Linked DNA regions of Homo sapiens: region 1 is linked to region 2. The links are chromatin contacts, found by Hi-C or POLR2A ChIA-PET in ENCODE. All regions are on one chromosome and are shown on one strand. Each heading gives the region's core, a stretch centred on a gene start or an enhancer-like site at or near the end of the contact. The rest is flanking DNA. Distances are from core to core; before and after follow the strand shown. Region 1 overlaps EPHB2 (EPH receptor B2). Region 2 holds the start of EPHB2 (EPH receptor B2).

Region 1 (5,930 bases), core at 1,521-4,020, 68 kb after region 2:
CCAGCAGCTCCCAAAGTATGGGAAGTGAAATGATGTTCCGTACTTTGCAGACAAACATTTTTAATTGTAGTAGTCTGTGTTTATTTTCCTTCCTGTCATGGCAAGAGATATTGGTTTTCCATTTATAATCATGATTACGCTTTTTCCTCTTTAAGATGCATTTAAGAAAGAAAAGGAGTCAAGTGGAAGAAAAAGTAGTAACTAAATAATTGTACAGGTTGTAGTTGGAAATGGCTAAAGTCATTAATGTTGTCTGTATGAAAGGCTCAAGCCTGGCCAACCCTAGTGGAGCAGAACACTGGCGTATGCTCAAGTCTGGCAGATGGGGAGAGGAGGCCCGTGTGCCAAGCCCTGTGCTAGGTCTTAGGGATCCCAGGACCAGGACCCAGCACCACCTCTCAGGGGACCACAGAGCTTTGGGAGATGATAGCAAATAGGGGTAGTTACCACCCAGAATATCTTCAAGTGCCGGGATATCTCGAAGCACCCGTGGCTGCAGAGCTTTGGGGCAGAATGGATTTAAGAGGACTTGCTAGAGGAGGTGACCTGAGTCGAGACTTCACAGATGAACATTAGGGCAGGCCAAGAAGATGTAGAGGTGAGAAGGTCAGAAGGAACAGTATGTGTGAGGTACAAGGGTGAGAAAACACCACATTGTCTGTGCGGAGTGAGACGGCCAGTCTCTCCACCTACTCATAGCTAACTGGAGTGCAGCTTGAGGGTGGAATAGATGTGTGATCTTGGGCAAGTTCCTGGGGCTTTGGAAGCCTCAACTTTCTCATCTATGAAATGGGACAGTATCAAGTACCTCTTGGCATTGTTGTGAGAATGTTGGTGAGAGATTCTGGCTCCTAATAGGGTCTCAGCAGACGTGAGTTCTCTCCCTTTGTAGATTTTTGGGATTGGACGGGAGACGTCTGGTGTGTTACAGGGTGGAAAAAGGATGTGATGGTGGTGGAAACAGAGCTTGGTTTCCTGAACCCACTAAGTTCTTGAGGCAATAACTATTAACTCCAGATTCCCCAGAGAACAGAATTTGACTTTTGTGCTTAGTTTGAGAGGAACAAAGAGGAAACTCAGGGCACCCCAGGGAAAGCAGCATCAGATGGACTGGGACGGGCTCCATGGAGGCTGTAGCCACGGAGCAAGAGACTGATGCTTGTCAGATGTTGGCAGGCATATCTGGGAGGTGGGGGAGGCCAGGCAGACTAAGTTGGAGCCTCTTGGGCCTGCCTTTGCTTTCAGGGGCACCTAGTAAGCCCAAAGGAGGAAGCAGTATGTGCAGGCACTGGGTGGGCCAAAAAGCACTGCACACCATCTAAAAACAGCAGCTATTACTAAGTGAGGATCTACTTTGTGCTGGGCTCCAAGCTGCTATACTTCCAGACTCGGAAGGTATTTTGGCCATTTTCCAGGTGAGGAAACTGAGGCTTAACAAGAGGTAGAACAAATAAAGGTCCGTTTGTTTGTTTGTTTGTTTTGTTTTGTTTTGTCTTCTTAGACATAGTCTTGCTCTGTCGCCCAGGCTGGCGTGCAATGGTGCAATCTCAGCTCACTGCAACCTCTGCCTCCTGGGTTCAAGCAATTTTCATGCCTCAGCCTCCAGGGTAGCTGGGATTACAGGTGTGCATCACCATGCCTGACTAATTTTTGTATTTTTAGTAGAGACGGGGTTTGACCATGTTGGCCAGGCTTGTCTCGAACTCCTGACCTCAAGTGATCTCCCCCCCTCAAAAGGTCCATTTGTAATAGTCTGTGTTTATTTTCCTTCCTTTTATGGCAAGTGATATTGGTTACCAAGCAAGGAAGGGACAGAACTGGTGTTAGAATCCAGATCTCTGTTACCTCCAGAGCCCAGGTCTGTCTGCTCTGCTCATCTGCTCATTTGCCTTTTGTGCAGAGGTAGAGGGAGGGGTTAAAATTGAAAAGCAAAAGACCAGGTTGGGGAGAGAGCATGCTTGTGCTGCCTCCTGCCACAACCCAGAGGGGTGACAGGTTTCCCAGAGCCAGGCCTCCAGGCAAAGCCAGGAGTGGCACAGGAGAAGGGAGCAGAGGAGATGCCGGCCCTCTACCTCCTCCCAAGGGGATCTGCAAACTTCATGTCCTTTGCGTTCCCTTTGTGTCTGCAAACCAGCCAGCCCATTTACTTCCAGTCCTTCTGAGATCCTCCCACTGCTTTGGGCCACTGCTTTGGGCCAGGAGAGGTAGAAGACACAGGGGGACAGTGGGGCCCCCCACCCTAAGCTTCTTGGGAGCCCAGAGTATGAGCACCAACTTTTAGTGTGTGACTTTGGCAAGCCATTTGCCCTCCTTGAGCCCAAGTTTCCACCCGTACGATGAGGATGTCAGTTCCTGGCCCCTCCTTCTCTGGGCCATGGAATCCTCTAGTGTTTGGCCTCTGGGTCAGCCCAGGAATCTAGCCAAGGGATGGGGCCACCTGCTTGGCAGCCTTGCCTCCCCTGCCCGACCCTCTTCTTGTCCCAAGCACAGTCTCTCCTCTGCCTTGTTCGACACAGCTCCCAGCAGCTGTTCCCTGGGCCCAGGCAGAGAGCCCGGCTTGGCGCGTCTCTGGCTGAGGCCGATGAGAGAAAACAGGTTAAAAGTTCAGCCCTTGTTCTCTCCAGGAAGAAAAATCTGTAGCATTCGGAGTGTGAAAAGGAACCCTTTTTTCAGCTCCAAAGCTGCATAATAGAACTTCCCTCCAATTTGCCATCAAAAAGATGCCCTTGGCACTGGCTCTACCATCCCTGGCACCCTTACCCCACACCCCCTCCCTGTGCCAGCCCCCAGTGCAAAGGGACACAGTGACCACAGGCAGTCATGGGGATGCCAGTGCACAGGGACACAAGCCACAGGCAGTTGTGGGGACACTTCTGCATCCTCTCTTGTCAGCTCATGGGTCTGACTGGGGTCACCTCTGACCAAATGCTTCCTCCTGTCCCCACCCTTTATCCCCTCCACCCCTGCCATAGTTCAAACCCTAATTATCTGCCATTTGGACCTTCTCAGCTGCCTAGACACTGGGCACACAGCCCCAGTCTCCTGGTCCTTGTCATTTAGCCCAGACCATCAAACTAATTGTTTCAAGTGACTGAAAGTTTATAGGCTAGGAGGCAAGACACCTGCACTTCCCACTGTGTCACCAACTCCTATGCAATCTTTGGAAGCCCCTTCCCATCCCTGTGCTTCAGTTGCCCTGTCTCCAAAAGGAGGCGGTTGGGCTGGACCAGGGATAGCATCTCAAATGGTTCGTATTTGTTTCCTGGAACACTGTGGCAAGAAGCATCATGTGGCCACAGTATGGGGACTGATGAGTGATGCCTGCCCTGGGCACAGAATTGGAGCATGGCAACAAGCATACCTCTCACCCACTCTCACTGAGCAAGGTGGTGTCACTGTGACCTTCTAGGTCTCTCCCCCTACTCTCTCATAGCTATTTATATTCACACCTCATCTCCACTACCAGACCAGGAACTGCTCCATGGTAGGGTCTTGCTAGCCACGGTTTTCTCTCTCAGGGCACCCAGTGCAGCGCCTGGTACATAATGGGCATCAGGATATTTTGTTGAATGAACGCTTGAAAGGGGTCCATTTAAATTCATTCGGTGTATTGCAATTCCATTCAGAAAGTGTTTGGAAGCCAGAGAGGCAAGGAAAGGGTAGAGGACAGGGGTCCTGAACCTGACCTGGGGAGAATGGGGGTCTCTAGGGCCATGTGGCTCTTCTTCCCCCTAGGCCACATGGCTCCCTGCAGCTGCTGGAATCGGGGGAGGCAAGTGGGGCCCAGGATGGTCCAGGTGCTGACATGTCTCCTGAACCCCCACAGGCCATGTGACAGTTGGCCCCTACTGGGTGCAGTGCTTGCTCTCAACACTTCTCCACTCCTGGGACCCTGTCCTGGGGGCAGAGTTGCCTGAGCCCTGGGGGAGGGGCCCCAGTGATAGGAACATGATGGAAGGCTCCAGGTTTCTAGAGAAAGGGAGAGTGTCCTGACAAGATGTGTGCGCCAGAGGAGCAACGAGGGGAAACTGAGGGGTCTCAGCTGGGACACAAGCACAGCCCCTCTAAGGCCCAAGTTCGTTTTTGAGAGTTTGATGCAAGCTGAAAAGCAAACAGATCCCAGAGTTTGATGTAAAATATCAAGGGTTTAGTGGCAGAGCCTCGGAAACCCATCCAGTAGACTCCAGGTTTAGTGGATGTAAGACCCTCCTCGTCCAGAAAAGGAAGGGAAGGACAGTACCTAGGTTAGTGAGACTAGACTGGCCTAGAGGTAGAGCCTGACCATGATGTAAGGGTGGACTTGGCCTGGAGGGGCGGGGCCTAGAGGAGTGGCATCAGATGATTGGCTAGGCTGTGGGGGTAGGCGGGATAATGGAGTAGAGAGGCGGAGTCTAAACCGAGGGCAGTCTGGAGAGTTAGAGTCAGATGACTGGGGCAATGGAAGTAGGCGGGGCTCTCAGTAAAGAAGGATGAGGGCCCGGCCGTGAGGGTCTGGCCGGGCACGGTGGCTCACGCCTGTACTCCCAGCACTTTGGGAGGGCGAGGCGGGCGGATCACGAGGTCAGGAGATCGAGACCGTCCTGGCTAACACGGTGAAACCCTGTCTCTACTAAAAATACAAAAAATTAGCCGGGCGTGGTTGGAGGCGCCTGTAGTCCCAGCTACTCGGGAGGCTGAGGCAGGAGAATGGCCTGAACGTGGGAGGCGGAGCTTGCAGTGAGCCGAGATCACACCACTGCACTCCAGCCTGGGCGACAGAGCCAGACTCCGTCTAAAAAAAAAAAAAAAAAAGAAGAAGAAGGATGAGGGCCCAACAGAAAGATTGACAGCGCCTGGTAGGTGGGGCGGGGTGGTGACTCTTTGCTCTCCCCACAGAAACGCTAATGGACTCCACTACAGCGACTGCTGAGCTGGGCTGGATGGTGCATCCTCCATCAGGGGTGAGTCAGTGGTCCCCAAACCTTGCATTGGTCCCCAGGATCCCTCAAGCCCTGCTGCAGGGCCCGAATGCCCCCTCATATTCTAACCCCTTTCCCCCTCTTCAGGACCCAGAGCCAGGCCTCTCTCAGCCCCACCCTCCCAATCCCCTACCATTGATGGAGCCATGATCCCCTACCATTGATGGAGCCAGTTACCATGACAACAGGCTGGATGCTTTCAGCCTTTATCCCGTGGAATCCTTAGGGCAAGGCTGAGAAGTAGGTGCTCTCACTACCCCCGTTTTACAGATGAAGAAAGTGAACTGTCGTTTCCTGAGTACCCATTCTATGTCAGATACTGTATTAAGTACCTTTATACACATCATCTCTGATCCCATGGAGAGGAATTATCTCCATTTTACAGATGAGAAAACCGAGGCTCAGAAAGGTGTAGCCACCTGCCCAGGGCCCTATAGATAATAAGTGAAAGGGCTAAGGTTTGTATTCAGGACTATGACTGAGCTCTCTGCCCGCTTTCTGGGTCCCCATAACACAAAGCTCCCCCTCCTTTGGTTCTTATCATCCTAGGGTCTATGCTGTGAGCTCTCCAAGAGCAAAATCTGGCATAAGTTACAGACTGTGGGGTCAAATACTCCTGAAAATGTGTCTTAGCTCTGCCACTCACCAGCTGTGTGATTTGGGGCACTTCCTTAATCTCTCTGAGCTTCAGTTTCTTCATCTATAAAATGGTGATGATGTTTTAGACCTCACAAGACTGTTGCGAGGTTTTCCTGCAAAGTGTCTAACACAATGCCTGGCATAGATTGGGCTCCCAGTCAAGAGTAGCTATAATCATCATCATCATTGTCATTGTCATGAAGTTGAATATTCATCCCTCATCCCCGCCGTCTCTGGACTCTATAACCCAGCCCTTCCCTTCCCCCCACCCCAGTTCCTCCGCTGGGACTCAGCTGCTGCCCCAGGGAACTGCATTCCCCCCACCCCCCAGGC
Region 2 (5,621 bases), core at 1,528-4,027:
CGCCTCCTCCTCTGCTGAGGAGGGGATTGGGTCAGATGCTCCCTGGGGCCTCCTGCCCTGGCAGTGTACAGTATAGTTTTGCATCCAGGCACTGCCCTCATGGAGCTCACAGTCGGCTGGAGTTGTAGAGATAACGTGCAAATCAGAAACAATCCATCAGAGAAACCAGCAATGGACCATGTGGGGCTGATTATCTTTCAGGGAACAGATAATAGGCAAATAGGTCAGTCAGAGAGGGGTGAGGCGAATGTCAATTAAGCTCTTGGTGGGGGCTGGGGTGAGGCTGAATCCAAGTCTTTAGAGCCAAGAAGGCAACCAGGTGGAGTGCACAGCTGGGACAAAAGCACAGCTAAAGGCGGTTGCCAAGAAATCAGGGAGGAGAGCCTGGCCAGACTGCAGAACCCAGCCACCCCAAATGGGGAATAAAATACTGTTTAGAGAGAAGAGGATGTGAGAGAAGGGGAACTTAATTATGATCAGTAATTTTCTATTTTTGCCAGGTAAAGGCCCTGGATAGATGTCTATTTCATCAGATAACGTTGGGTGAGTCACTTTCCTTTTTAGGCCTCAGTTTCCTTATCTGTGAAATAGCCTGTGGGAAGAGCCCTGAGCTCTGTGCTTCTGTGAAAGGTACAAGGAGGTCAGCACTGGGGTCGGACGGACATGGGGTTGAATCCTAGCCCAATTTGCCATGTGACTTTGGACAAATTACTTATCTGGTCCTCAGTTTCATCATGTGAAAAGATCAGCACCTGGTGCACAGAGTAGGAAAGATTAAGGGGGACAAGAAATAAACAAAGCCCAGCCTAGTGCCTGGTACCATGTCCTCAATAAAGCAGAGTCACTGGTCTTCCTATTTTGAGACAAAAAGGAAGTAACCACTGGCCCTGGGTAGGTGGAGTCAAGGGTCCCAGGAAATAGAAACAAAGCAAAAAAGCTGAATCTGCACAGTACATAATAGGTGCTCAATAATGACTTCTTGAATTTGGAAGTGTCTAGCACCTGGATGCACTGGAGGGGGCCAGAGCTTAGAGCTGCTCTGTCCAGGAGAGGGAGGATTGCCTCAAGATGGGCCAAGCTTGGGGTCCCTCAAACCCTGGGTCTCCTGGAAGGTCTGACAGGCAAGAACTGAAAATAAAGGCTAGCCCCACCCCAGTGGATCTTGACCCTGGTGAGGGGTCTGTAGACTTAAAAGGGGGAATCTTCGTTTCTCCTCTCTCCCTGCTCACTCAAATAGGAACGGTAGTGGCTCTGCCAGCCCCACCCCACTGGCTCTTGACCCTGGTGAGGGGTCTGTAGGCTTAATAGGGGGAAATCTCCTGTTTCTCTTCTCTCCCTGCTCACTCCTGTTCTGTCTCCCTCCCAGGCTGCCTCCTCCTGGTGGCCTTCCAGGATGACACCCATTTCAACTGGACTCTTGGAGCTTCAAGAGACGACCCAACTTTCCAAACCTTAGATGGATTCCCAAAGCCTGTGGTACCCCATTTTCTTGGTATGGACTGAAGGGGAGGGATTGCTGGGACATTTTGATAGTATGTGGGACAAAGGGACACAGGAGATGTGGGTAGCATAGACTTAAACTGCCTTCGACTTAAACCACCTGCTCCTGCACTGGGCTCCTCCACTCACTCCACAGAGTTCCGAGCTCCTGATGAAGTCTCCTCAGTCAGGAGTGGGCTCCCAACTGCCAGGGGTTCAGCCTGGGTGATTGCCGCAGGCCCCCTGCAGCCGCCCACCATCCAGACTTCAGTAAAGTCTGTTAATGATGATGGTGATGAAGGCTGTCAGAGCAGGGCAGGGCCCACAGGGTTGGGGCTAGGGTTGTGTTCTCCCTGAAGGGACGGCCATGCACAAAACCACGGCTGCACAGACAGGTCCATTCCACAGCGTGGGGGTGGCTGGGGCTTTCCCCAGATTCACCCATGGACTTCCTTCACCCCATCCCCAAACTGCACTGGGAGCAAGATCAACAGAGAAGGAGAAATCTAATACAGACATAGACGAGTCTGCAGTGAGGGGCTCGCGGGCCAGCTCAGAACAACGGGGCAGGGAGGGGAGGCCTGGGGTCTGCCTGCAAGGGCCCAGCCCACCAGTGCCGAGTGACCACCCTCCCCCCAGCCCCACCCCAGGCCCTCGGGTAGCGCCAAGGCCCAGTCTCCCACTCGGAGGCCCCGGCCCAGCCCCGGTGCCTGGGAAAGCCGCCTGTTTTGTTCCCAGATGCCACCCCCCCACACACACCCTTTTTTTTTTTTTTCCATTCATTGCAGTTCGGTCCCTTTCGAAGCCGCAGGGACCCGGGTGGCAGGGCTGAGGCGAGGGGGTGGGACTCCCTGCCCTGACAGGTAGTGCCGGCCCCCGCTTTGGGAAGCCCCTTCCCCCGCCCTCCCCTCCGTCCGCTCTCCCTGCCCCTGTCAGCCGCGCCAGACGCTCTCCGGCTTTGCAGCATTCAATAAAAATTGAGAAACATTTGGGCTGAAATCGCTGCTTTATCTGGAGGAGCCACAGCGCCGGGAGAGACCACTGCTGCGCGGGGGGAGCCCGGGGTCTCAGTGGCCCGGGCACGCGGGGTCGCCGCGCTCCAGCGCCCGCGCTGCCCCCGGGTGACCCTACGGGCGCGGTGTGGGGACCCGGGCTCGCGGCGGCGCGCGGCCGCCGGGGGCCGGGACGCGCGCGGGGGGCGGTGGCCTGGCGAGGCTCCCCCCGCGCCCGCGGCTCAGGTGGGCCGTGCCCAGCGCTGGCGGAGCCCGGGTCCCCGTTCTGCCCGGGCTGGATGGCTCATTCTGCTGGCTGCGCGGTGGCGGCGGCTGTGTGTGCGCCGCGCCTTGCCGCCCCCCCTGGCCCCCCGAGCCCGGGGCGCGCGCTCCCGCCCGGGCCGTCCGGGCCCCGCGGCGCCGCGGCCCGAGGCCCCGGGAAGCGCAGCCATGGCTCTGCGGAGGCTGGGGGCCGCGCTGCTGCTGCTGCCGCTGCTCGCCGCCGTGGAAGGTGAGCGAGCGGGCGGGCGGGCGGGCGATGGGGGCGGGGAGCGGCCGGGCACGGGCGGCCGCCGGCGCCCACCTCCGCTCCGCGGCCCGCAAAGTTTGCCCGGGGGCCGGCGCCGGGCGCAGGTGGCCGCGGGGAGGTGTGTCCGGCCGCGCCGGGAGGAGCGGGCCCCGCGGGCGCCCGGGGAGCGGCGGGCGCTGATTGACTGTGCCAGGAGGAGGCGAAGGGACCATCTTGCCGAGGCTTTGTAGCCAGCCCGGCGAGCGCCGCCCAGGGCTGGGGGCTGCCCACGCGCGCTCGCCGCCCCCGGCTCGGGCAGCCGCCTCGCGCCGGCCTGGTCTTGCTCCGCACAGGGTGGAGGGGCGCGGGCCCGGCCGTGGCGGGGGGCGGGGGGGGCGCCGGCGCTCGGTCGGGGCTGGAAAGTTTGGCAGGGAGCAGAGGGAGGGAGGCACCGCGGCCGGCCGGGGTGGGGGCTCCCGGCCCGCGCCCCCGAGATGGGGCCCGGCGCCCCGGAGAGCAGGGACTGGCAGAGTGGAAGGGAGCGCGCCAGCCCCCGCGTCGGTGCCTGCCCATCGCCCGCGGCGTACAATGGGGTCCCCTCCCCGAGAGGACTGCGCGGGGGATGGGTCTGTGGGCATCTCTCCGCCGCGCAAGGTCTCCGGGCACCCCCGCCGGCCACCGCCCCGCGGCCGCGGCGCTCAGCGTGGCGGCTGGAGCCCCGGGAACTCTCCAGCTGCCGCCGGGGCCGGACCAGATGCTCTTGCCATGTGTTGGCCTTGGCCAGGGTCGCGGGCCCTCTCCCCGTGGCCTCGTGTATTGGTACCACTCGACCCCCAGGGGGGCAAGGGTAGTTGCTAGGTCTCCCGAGCCAGCTTGCTCTGGAGGGAAAGTTAGTGCGGTCTGGGTGTGTCCACCAGGAATGGCCGAGCTTGCAGGGCAAGAAGCGAACGTGAATAATGGTTCTCACGTGTACTGCACTTTACAGTTTTCAAACCACTTTACAGTTTATGAAGTACTTCGCACTATACGCAGCTCTCTGTGGTTTACAACGTGCTGCACAGTTGACAAGGTACTTTAAGCTTTACAAAGTGCTTTCCCGCCCACCAGCGTGTTGGATCCCTCAAAATACACCTTCCGGGGAAGACAGGTAGGTATGATTCCTACTTCTCTTGAACAGATAGGGAAACCGAGGTTCTGAAAAGTCCGATGTCTCACCCAGGGCCGTTGGGTGACAAAAATAGAACCCAGGTCTGTGGTCTTTCTTTGAAACCAGCACTCACTTAGCTGGGTTTTGTTGCCCCTAAACTGCGTGAGCCCTTCCAGGGTTCTGCTCCCTTGGGCTTAGGGATGATGTCTGTGTGCACCTCTCAGGCCACTTTAGGGTTGTGGGGCGCCCCTTCCCTTCTTGCAGCCTAAGAAAAAACGCATATCAGACCAGACGTGGGGGCTGCGGCCTCTGGGAAAGGCGTCGTGGGGGACCCTGTGCTACAACTTCAGTTTCTCTTTCGGTAATGAGCACTTTAGTGACCGCAGTCAGGGGGTGGGGGGTGTCCCTGGATGGCAGCCACAGTTTCTGGCACTGAGGCAGCTGTCCTTCGGCTCCTGGGGGATTTGGCGGCTGACTGCGGTTTCCCGGAGTGGGGCCACTGGGGCACCTAGGGTGCCACGGGCCCTGGGTGTGGAGGGCAGCCCTGGGGCCTGGCTGCTGGCGGGAGCTCTGTGGAATATGGCTGAGGTACCACTTATTAACTCTGGCTTTGGGGAAATGACTCATGCGTTGGCCCGCTATACATTGGGATGTTTACAGTATTATGGGGAGCTTGGCATAAATATTGCTATTTAGGTTGCAGTCAGCGGTGCTGGAGGGGAAGAAAATTGGCCCCTCTCTCGTTGGAAGAGGCCTGGGTGTGTTTTTAATTACTCTGGGGTAGATGGAAGGGCCACATCTGTCCAGCCATCGCCCTGGCAGAGGCTGGTTGGAATCTGGTGGGCTGTGGCCAGCCTGGACCCTGGCCCTGGACACAGGGCTGGTGGGCGCTGACGTCACAGGAGGGTATGGCTACTTGGACTGCCACTTGGGGGCAGGGTGGGGAAGGGAAGCCACAGCAGGGTGGGAGGAGGGCTGCAGCAGGCACCCCAATGCTTGCCTCAGGCTCTTGTTCCGTTTGCCCCCTGGACACTAGGAAGTTAGTCCATCAGTGGTTAATAAGGAGCTGGCCGAATGGATGGGGAGATGGTGTGAGGTGGAGGTCAGAGGGCCTGCTTCTCATTTACTATGGGACCCTGGGCCAGGTCCCTTCCCTGTGGGGGCCTCAGTTTCTCTGGGTGTAAAATGGCCTGGCTAAATATCTTGTAGAGTCCATCGTCTACGCCCTACTTCCCCTCTTTGAGCCTCGTTTTCCTCCCCCGTCTAGTGAGAGTGATGACAGCGCCTGTCCTGCCTGTCTCCTGGGGTGTTTGTGAGGATCAGACCAGATGATGGGTGGGAGAAGTCCCCCTTCAAAGCCAGGGATGGACGGTGCTGCCTGTGCACATTTGGGGGGCGGTGCTGCCTGTGCACATTTGGGAGACACCAGGGTCCTCCTGAGGGTGACACAGTCTGTGGAGACAGGACTGGGCCGTGGAGCAGTAGGAGGGTGGCC

Evidence for each region. A loop is a pair of places that touch in the nucleus more often than their neighbours do. ChIA-PET counts read pairs that join two places held with the same protein, here RNA polymerase II (POLR2A). Pooled maps may share reads with other maps.
Region 1: a loop to region 2 is called in a map of dorsolateral prefrontal cortex, with 2.8 times the contacts of the local background. The contact joins the enhancer-like site here to the promoter of EPHB2 in region 2. A Hi-C loop is called at or near these places in 4 of 168 maps with a recorded cell type or tissue (PC-3, dorsolateral prefrontal cortex, endothelial cell of umbilical vein and 1 more), 6 of 37 single-sample maps with no recorded cell type and 4 of 50 pooled maps. POLR2A ChIA-PET finds 5 or more read pairs at or near these places in 2 of 52 experiments (AG04449 and SK-N-SH).

The regions. Positions count from the first base shown.
Region 1 is chr1:22,776,546-22,782,475 of GRCh38, forward strand. It overlaps EPHB2 (EPH receptor B2), which reads left to right. Exons shown (of 16, transcript NM_017449.5): 2 at 4,876-4,940. Among named protein-coding and RNA genes, the nearest start is that of MIR4684, 60 kb to the left of the region's middle. Within about 2 kb of position 2,771, at least 4 of the 41 ENCODE cell types and tissues checked have a DNase peak (open chromatin) inside an H3K27ac peak, as active enhancers do; they include dorsolateral prefrontal cortex, where a contact is called at or near this core.
Region 2 is chr1:22,708,062-22,713,682 of GRCh38, forward strand. EPHB2 (EPH receptor B2) reads left to right here and starts at 2,778. Exons shown (of 16, transcript NM_017449.5): 1 at 2,778-2,982. The coding sequence starts at 2,922. RefSeq lists a silencer at 1,465-1,750 and an enhancer at 3,972-4,071.